Regions from separate parts of the Homo sapiens genome. Here region 2 is linked to region 1. The links are chromatin contacts, found by Hi-C in ENCODE. All regions are on one chromosome and are shown on one strand. The core of a region is the stretch at or near the end of the contact, and the rest is flanking DNA. Distances in the headings are between cores, read along the strand shown. Region 1 has its middle 39 kb from the start of FAM78A. Region 2 holds the start of POMT1 (protein O-mannosyltransferase 1).

Evidence for each region. Hi-C counts contacts between places; a loop is a spot of excess contacts on that map. Pooled maps may share reads with other maps.
Region 2: a loop to region 1 is called in a pooled map, with 4 times the contacts of the local background. The contact joins the promoter of POMT1 here to the enhancer-like site in region 1. A Hi-C loop is called at or near these places in 6 of 50 pooled maps.

The regions. Positions count from the first base shown.
Region 1 is chr9:131,235,694-131,239,804 of GRCh38, reverse strand. No RefSeq gene overlaps it. Among named protein-coding and RNA genes, the nearest start is that of FAM78A, 39 kb to the left of the region's middle. RefSeq lists enhancers at 1,392-1,551, 1,348-1,915, 1,971-2,471, 2,472-2,972, 8-4,111. Within about 2 kb of position 1,629, at least 28 of the 41 ENCODE cell types and tissues checked have a DNase peak (open chromatin) inside an H3K27ac peak, as active enhancers do.
Region 2 is chr9:131,500,526-131,504,428 of GRCh38, reverse strand. It overlaps POMT1 (protein O-mannosyltransferase 1), which reads right to left and starts at 1,511. Exons shown (of 20, transcript NM_001077365.2): 1 at 1,356-1,511; 2 at 89-240. The coding sequence starts at 210. RefSeq lists enhancers at 1-80, 561-620, 1-857, 858-1,725, 3,214-3,903 and silencers at 1,191-1,340, 1,411-1,610.

The DNA of each region.
Region 1 (4,111 bases), core at 380-2,879:
CACACGGCACCTGCCTCATTTTCACGGGGGGCAGATGGGACGGCTTGCTCCAGCTGGTGTCTCAGAGAAAGGCCTCCTCCCCAGGGCCTCCTGCACCCAGTCTGCACTCTTCACCACTCACCTGGCTGCCCTGCCCTAGTGCGTTCCTGGGATGAGACCCAGAGGACCCCTGGGCAGGGTGGGGGAGCCCTGGCCTTGCTGTGTGCCTCTGGTGCCATTAGCTGGCCCTGTGCCCTTGAACTGTCTGAATACCTGCTATCTCTTGTCATCTCAGGTGGGGGTCTGGCTTTTGAACAAGTCTTGGCTTCTTTCTAGGAAGTCGTGCTGGGAGTCATTTATCAACAGTTCCTGACTCTTGCTCTGTCCTGGCACTGCCCTCACAGAGCTGCCCGTTGCTGGGACGGACTAGATAAATGAATGAAACCACCGACTACACGAGAAATTTCAATTGCGACGGAGGCCTCAAAATAGCAGTGCGGCAGGGCAGGAGCACACAAAGGGAGCCAGTGCCTGTGAGCAGGTCAGCCCACCAGGAAGGCTCTGCCGTGGGGAGGTGGCGCTTAAATGGAGACCTGCAGGATGAGCAGGAAGGGACAGAGGATGGAGCGGTCCTGTGGCGACGAGGAGAATGGGCCATTTGAGAAGCAGAGAAAGTGCAGAGGGGCCTGGAGAACCGCAGGGAGAGTTAGATGCGGAAGGGGGCAGGAGGGGGAGGAGGGCCAGACAGGAGGGCCTGCAGGCACTGTGAGGGCTGCATGGCAGCCAAGCCCCCTTCTAGGCTTCCAGATGGAAAGGCACTAGGTGAGGTCGAGAAAGCCAACATCCGATGGGCCACAAAGCAAAGCTGCTTCTGTACCCTCACGGGCCAGGATGCCAGCAAGGAGAGGTCGCCTCTAGCCAGGACCGGGCTCGGCTCTTGTCTCATATGCTGGGGCTCCCGCCTTCCATCCACAGCCCACTCGCTCCCCCCACCCCTGCCTGTGGCCTCTGCAGCTGGCAATCTAGGTCTGAAAACAATGCAGAGAATCTCCGGCCGGCCGGGGCTGCGGTATGGATGGGCTTCTATTTATAACAATGCAGCAACTGCCACCTCAGTGGGCCTGTGGCCTGACCTCTGGTGGGACTCTGGCAAGCCTCAAAGCCAGACCCCAGAGGAGACGGCAGAGGAAGGGCAGATGACACAGCTGAAGGGTATGGAGCCAGCTGCTCCCACCCTGGAGTCCTCGTCAGGACCCGCAAACCCCTGTCCATGTGCGGTTCACGCCAACATAAGCTAGACAGGCCCGGCCTCTGCCCAGCCCCCGCCGGGCTGCCGTTGTAGACAGATCGTGATCACAGATACAAACAGGTGAGAGGCAGCAGAGGGGACAGGTAACTGCGTGGTGTCAGGGTTATTTGCTGTGACTGATGTCAAGGCCGGCTTGTTTTCACAGGGTGGTCTGCTGGTCGGTAAGGGGTTCAGCAGTGTTGCTGGCACCAGCCGGCAAGATTTCTTTGGAAATGAACAGGTATCTTGGAGAAGAATCAGGAGATCCAATGGTAGCCAGCCAGGGCCTGGCAGGAGCGGGAGGGAGACACTGCCCGGGCCCCAGTGCTGGCTCCGCCCCTCATTCTCTTGTGAGACTTGGGCAAACCGCTTCCTGGCTCAGCCTCATTTTCTCATCTGAAAGCTGTGGGTTGTAGTACGTGGCTCACAGGGTGAAATGTGAAAATGTCAGTGAAGGGCTTAGCATAGTCAGTGCTGGCATGCTGTAGCCATCCAGTGAGTTGTTACTATTACAAAGCAATTTTTAAAAAGGAATGTGTGTTAGAAACACAACCAGCAGGAAGTGAGCTGTGCTTCCGTATAGCAACATCAACGAGGCAGCGGTTCCCAGCCTGAGTGCCAAGGACCCCAACTCCAAGGAGAAAGGTTCCGAGCAAACGTATTTGGGAAATGGCGGACTGTTTCCTCTTGTTGATTTACAAAACATATTTGCATATTAAAGGCTCAAAAAGGTCTTTTTTATAATAAAAAGATGTTAAATTTTGTTCCATCCACTCTTCCTAAACTTATATGGCCATAGAGCCCCCCCCCACCTTTTTTTTTTTTATAGAATACTAACTTCCCATAGGAGACATTTTGAAAACGGCAGAAGTTTGGGGGTTGATACACCCTCCATCCAATTGCTCCTCCTCCTTTCCCCAGGAGGAAAGTAGAGAGTGATGTTGAGACAGAGCAATGGGGGTGCACACGCAGGAATCCGACCAGCTGGCAGCCCAGGCTGGGAGATCCACTATCCCTGCCTTCCAGCCAGGGTGCTCCACGGACTTCCTCAGAGGAAGTTCAGGCAAGAAGCCCCATCTCTGGCATGAAACTGGGCCAGTTTTGTTGGCTGAAAATCAAATGCCGAGAAGTACTGGACAGGTCTTCTAAGAGAAATTACAAATGGGGCCAGGTGCACTGGCTCATGCCTGTAATCCCGGCACTTTGGGAGCCAAGGAGGGCGGATGGCTTGAGTCCAGGAGTTCAGGACCATCCTGGCTAACACGGTAAAACCCCGTCTCTACTAAAAATACAAAAATTAGCCAGGCGTGGTGGTGCACGCCTGTAGTCCCAGCTACTCGGGAGGCTGAGGCAGGAGAATCCCTTGAACCTGGGAGGCGGAGGTTGCAGCGAGCCGAGATTGTGCCACTGCACTCCAGCCTGGTGACAGAGCAAGACTCCGTCTTAAAAAAAAAAAAAAATAGAATAAACAACTAAGTGGCAGTCCAGAAGCCAAGTGGGGTGAGCTGCTGCAAGGCAGGATGAGGGCAAGGAAGGTCTTTCCTCCTCTGTTACAGGGACTCACAGAGGAGGGTTCAAAGTGTTTTGAGTGGCAAGGAGGTGACTTGGCCCACTTGTGCTTTTAGAGTTTTTCTTTTTTGAGCAGGTGCCAGAGCGGCTTAAATTTACACTTGTGTTTCTTATCAACAATTTCAGATAAAATCCCTTAGCCTGGATTAACTGCAAAATAAACATGTTCATGGGAGCTGGGTTCTGTTTTTCAGATGCCCCCTGGGTGGGTATTTATGGCTACTGTCCTTAGATTAAAGCAGAAGGCCCATGGGGTTCATGGACCATCTGTACAAGAATCACCCACTTTAGGAAAAACACAGATTCAAGGGCCTAGCCTAGCCCTGATGAAAAATCTCCAGCGAAAGCCTGAGCGCCGCACTAGAGCCGCACCATTCCCCAGCAGCAGGGTCCTGTGTTTGATAAGGGGCCTGAAGGCCAGGCAGGAGATGTCCCCACCCCACAGACCAGATGAGGTCAAAGTGGGAACCAACTTGGGATCATTTAACCCAGATGTCAGGCCAGAGCCTGCGGGTGAGCGTAACAGCATCGCCAAGACTGGGAAGCAGCTTTGGGCCAGGTGCACCTCATTTAGTCCGAACCGCCACCCTGCCAGACAGGTATTCGAATTCTACTTTACAACTGAGGGGAAAAACTCTCAAGACACAGAGGCCAAGTGCCTCGTTCTGGTTACAGAGCTGGTGGGGGTAAGAGTGAGGGCAGCCTGCACAGTCCACTCCTTCTCTGTAATGCCAGAGACCTGACCTAGAAGCCTCTCTGGAGGCTGCCACAGAGAACGCAAAGCTGAAAGCAGGCACCAGGACACTCACAGGTGGGCAGGGCCATGTGGAGGGGACCACCGGCTCAGCCACATCACCGTGCCACAGGACTCATACTTTTGCCCAAACGAGAGGCCGGGATTGTGGGTGTCGTGTAACTGGGGTTCTACCTGTCCCTGAGGAGCTCAATTTGGCCTCTATCCCTATGTTGCCATCTGAAGCACCAATTACCAGTGTGATATGTGTGTCTGGAAAAGCCAAGCAAAACACAGCCTAGCTCAGTCTGCGCCCCCTTTCCTGAGTTACGCGGAGCAGAAACATAAATGAAACCTCCTGTGCCTGCCGCTGCAGCACATGCCCCAGAAGGGCTGCGTGGGCATCCCTGGGGCCCCTTCTTGTCATCCAGGCTCTTTGCCTGCCCCGATTTGGAGATGGCTCAAGCCCCGCCATCTCCTCCCTGGGCAGGTGGGAGCGACTGTGCATTCCAGCCGGATATCCTGACAGTTCAGGCGTCAGG
Region 2 (3,903 bases), core at 262-2,761, 260 kb before region 1:
CTCTCCCATTTATGCTATTCAGTAAGGGCGCCTCCTGTCACAAAGTACAATTCTAGATTCACCCTGGGAATGGAGTCATTTAGCTTACACCACAGCCCGCGGGTAGGTGAGTCGCCACAGCCGGCTCAGTAACCCCATCCCAGTCAGGGCCACAAGGCTCAAGTTGATGTCAGCCGTCACCACTACAGGGCGCTTCAAAAATCCCCACATCTTGTAGAAAAGCGGGCTCAGGCAGACGCCCTAGAAAAGAAGGGAGGAGCCGTGGTCCATGAGGGCTCACGAGAGGCTACAGAAGGGATCCCCAGCCACCCGGCTCCCGGACACACGAGGAGAACCACAGCACAGCCGGGCTGCTGAGAAAGACCGAAGTTCCTGGAGCCTTGGTTCAGGTAGACATGTGGGGTGAGGGGCACTAGCAGTGAACTCGGGTGGGAATTCAGGGGATCTCAGGACTGGACATTCACTCCTTTCAACAACTCATTCCACAAAACCTGCCGAGCACGTCTTGGGCGCGAGAACACTGCTAAGGAACGCCAGGGTTTCTCCCCTCCCTCCCCGACGACCAGAAGCCCACAGTGCGGCCACAGCTACCTGACCCTGGGCAGCTCCTGGGTGCCATCTCAGCTGCTTACAGCCCAGGGACCCCAACCTGGCCGAGCCTCGGGGCCTCCTCATCTCTCCTCAAGGATGCATCTGCCCCCAGTGCCTCCCTGCCTTCTATCCCAGCGGCACATCATCCCCGGGTGCTCCCTTTCTCGCCTGGAGGGTGCATTTGCACCCTGCGCCCCCACGTTCTCCTCCAGGCTTCATCTTCCCTTGAGCTCCGCTTCTCTTGAGGCTGCATCAGGCCTGGGACACCCTGTCTCACACCAAAGCCGCATCTGGCCGTTGGCGCCCCGCTGGTCTCCTCAGGCCCCATCTACCCTGGACGCGCCCTTCCCTCCCTGAGCTGCATCTGCCTTGAGCGCCTTCGTCCCAAAAGGTCCCATCTGTCCTGGGAGTGCCTCCTCTCCCCTTGCAGACCGCATCTCCCTGGCCGGCCCTTCTTCCCCACAGGCCGCACCTGTCCCGTCCACCAACTCCCGAGGCTGCGTCGGCCCCAGCTCCGTCCTCACCCTGAGACTGCACCCGCAGCACGCCCTTCCTCCCTAGGGCTGCACGCGCCACGGAGTTCTTACTTCGGGGCTCGGCCGCCCGAACGCCGCATCTGCCCGGGCCCGAACCCCGCCCCCAGCTCCGGAAAGACGGGGACGCCCCCGGCCCCAGCCCGTCCGCAAGCCAGGGACCCGCGTCCGGCACTGACGGACTCCCCCAAGTCCGGGCTGGGCTCTCGTCCCCGGTGTCCCCAAATGTACCCGCGTTTCTCCGAGTCCACACAGAGCCGCGCCCGGCTCCCGGCAACGCCTCGGAACCGTCCGACTGGGCCGACGGTTGGGGGTGAGGCCGCTCGGCACTCCGCACCACCCACCGCCCTGCTCAACGTTCGATTCACCGAGCCTGCGGGGCCAGACGGGCAGCAGCGCGCGTGCGCACTGGGAGAGGGTGACGCGCGTGCGCAGCGGGCGAGGGCGCCGGTCCCGGAGGAGAGGCAGGTGTGAAACGCGGCGACCTCCCCTCTCTCGGGTGCTACTGTTTTGTGTGCCAGGATTTCTGTGTACTCTAAGCAGACGTGCAGATTTTAAAAAGCGCAGTGGGCTCCCACCCATCTTCTGCTCCTTGCTTTTTCACTCCATCTGGCGTGAAGATCTTAATTCTGCGTCTGCACAACGGCGTTCTGCCGGGCGCGCCAGTTTGCTCCTAGTTTTTTTCTTTTCTTTTCTTTTCTTTTTTTTTGAGACGGAGTTTCGCTCTTGTTGCCCAGGCTGGAGTGCAATGGCGCGATCTCGGCTCACCGCAACCTCCGCTTCCCGGGTTCAAGCGATTCTCCTGCCTCAGCCTCCCGAGTAGCTGAGATTGAAGGCGCACGCCACCACGCCCGGTTAATTTTTGTATTTGTAGTAGAGACAGGGTTTCACCATGTTGGCCAGGCTGGTCTCGAACTCCTGACCTGAAGTGATCCGCCCACCTCGGCCTCCCAAAGTGCTGGGATTACAGGCGTGAGCCACTGCGTCCGACCTTAATTTTTTTTTTAAGACACGGGGTCTCGCTCTGTCGCCCAGGCTGGAGTACAGTGGCAGGACCACGGCTTGCTGCAGCCTCGACCTCTCTGCCCGAAGCGATCCTCCCTCCTCGGCCTCCAGAGCAGCTGAGACCACAGGCACGTGCCCCCACGCCCGCGGGCGCTCCTAGTTTCCTTGCCGAAAAACATCGATGCCACGATCCTGCTTGCACATACATCTAGCGGTGAAGTGGCTGAGGGTAAGGGCATTTAAAACGGACCTAGGGCCGGGGGCGGTGGCTCACGCCTGTAACCCCAGCACTTTGGGTGGCCGAGGTGGGAGGATCCGTGAGCCCGCTTGAGTCCAGGAGAGCCTGGGCAACACAGCGAGACCCCGTCTCTACAAAAAAATACAAAAATTAGCGGGGCCCCTTGGCGTCTGCCTGCAGTCCCAGCTACAAGGGAGGCTGAGGCAGGAGATCACTTGGGGCAGAGAGGTCGAGGCTGCAGTGAGCCTTGGTCTCACCACTGCACTCCAGCCTGGACTACAAAGTGAGACCGTCTCAAAACAAAAAACAAAACCAAAAAAACCTGGACATCAGTGGGGGCTGCATGACCATCAGAGGCTCCAGTGGGGGCATCTCCCCTAAACTCCGTGGCAGAAGACTGGAGGCTTCTTCCTCCATTCCCAGGGCTCCTCCTCATCCATCAGCCTCTCCAGCCCCCTCTGCTGAGGGTCAAGAGCCTTCCCAAAGGCCTGCTTTGGAGCAGACATGGTACTTTTGGTTGGGTCAATGCACCCCTTCCCATGTTTTCCCTGAACAGTCGGCACCCAGAGCAGGGTAACTGACAGCAACGCAACCAGGCTGATGGATCACTCTTCTCAGCCTCGCTCCTTCTTGATCTCCTGGTCTATTTGTATGTTAATCTATACAGACCAAAAGGGCACACTGCAGGTTTAATAACCTTCATTATGGTTCTTGGCTGCCTGCAAGACTTTTTTTCCATGTTGGGCAACATAGCATTAGATGACACCAGTTAGAATTTCGTGGTTACTTCTTTATGGCTTACCCTTGAGGGGTTATGTGACTCACCCAAGATCCCACAGAGAGGCAAGGAGCTGGGGCTCACCTGGGTTTGTGGCCAGAGCCTGCAGGCAACTGTATTTACAGTGGGCAGGGAGGGTTCCCTGGGCCCCAGGAGGGAGTGGGGCTGGGCTGTTAAGCTTTGGTTCATGCCATGCTAACAGTGGTGGTGCCTCAGGACTTACAGCCTCCATCTTGCAAGCCCCCAACCTTAGGACTAGCCTCTTTCAGGGCTGGTCTCCGTTTGAGATTTTGTGAGCCACCTGTCCCTAGGGAGCAGTAAATCAGGGCAGTGAGTGTGGCTAGTTAAAGCTGAGATGCCCATGGCCAGGTCCCCAACTCTCTTCCATAGTCAAAAGGCTTAGAAGGAAGTTGAGGGACTGGGGTTCCTCATGGAAACAGCGTTTTATTTCTTGGGGGTAATTTATAAGTTTTCTTAGCTGGTTCTAGGCACTAAGCTAAAAGCTACTGGTGACTTTGAATCCACACTACGCCATGAGGTCGATACCATTACAATCTGTGTTTTATGATTAAGGAGACTGACTCAGGTGGTGAAACGTCTTTCCCCAGGTCAGTGAGGCAATGGCAAAACCGAGAACTGCTGCCTCAGCCCATTCTTACCTTTTACCCTTCGCTACCCCAGGCCTGGCTTGCTCCCTCCCCACCCCAAAGCACAGCATAATCCTCCTCCACTTCCTGCAAAAGCACCGCTAGAAGTGA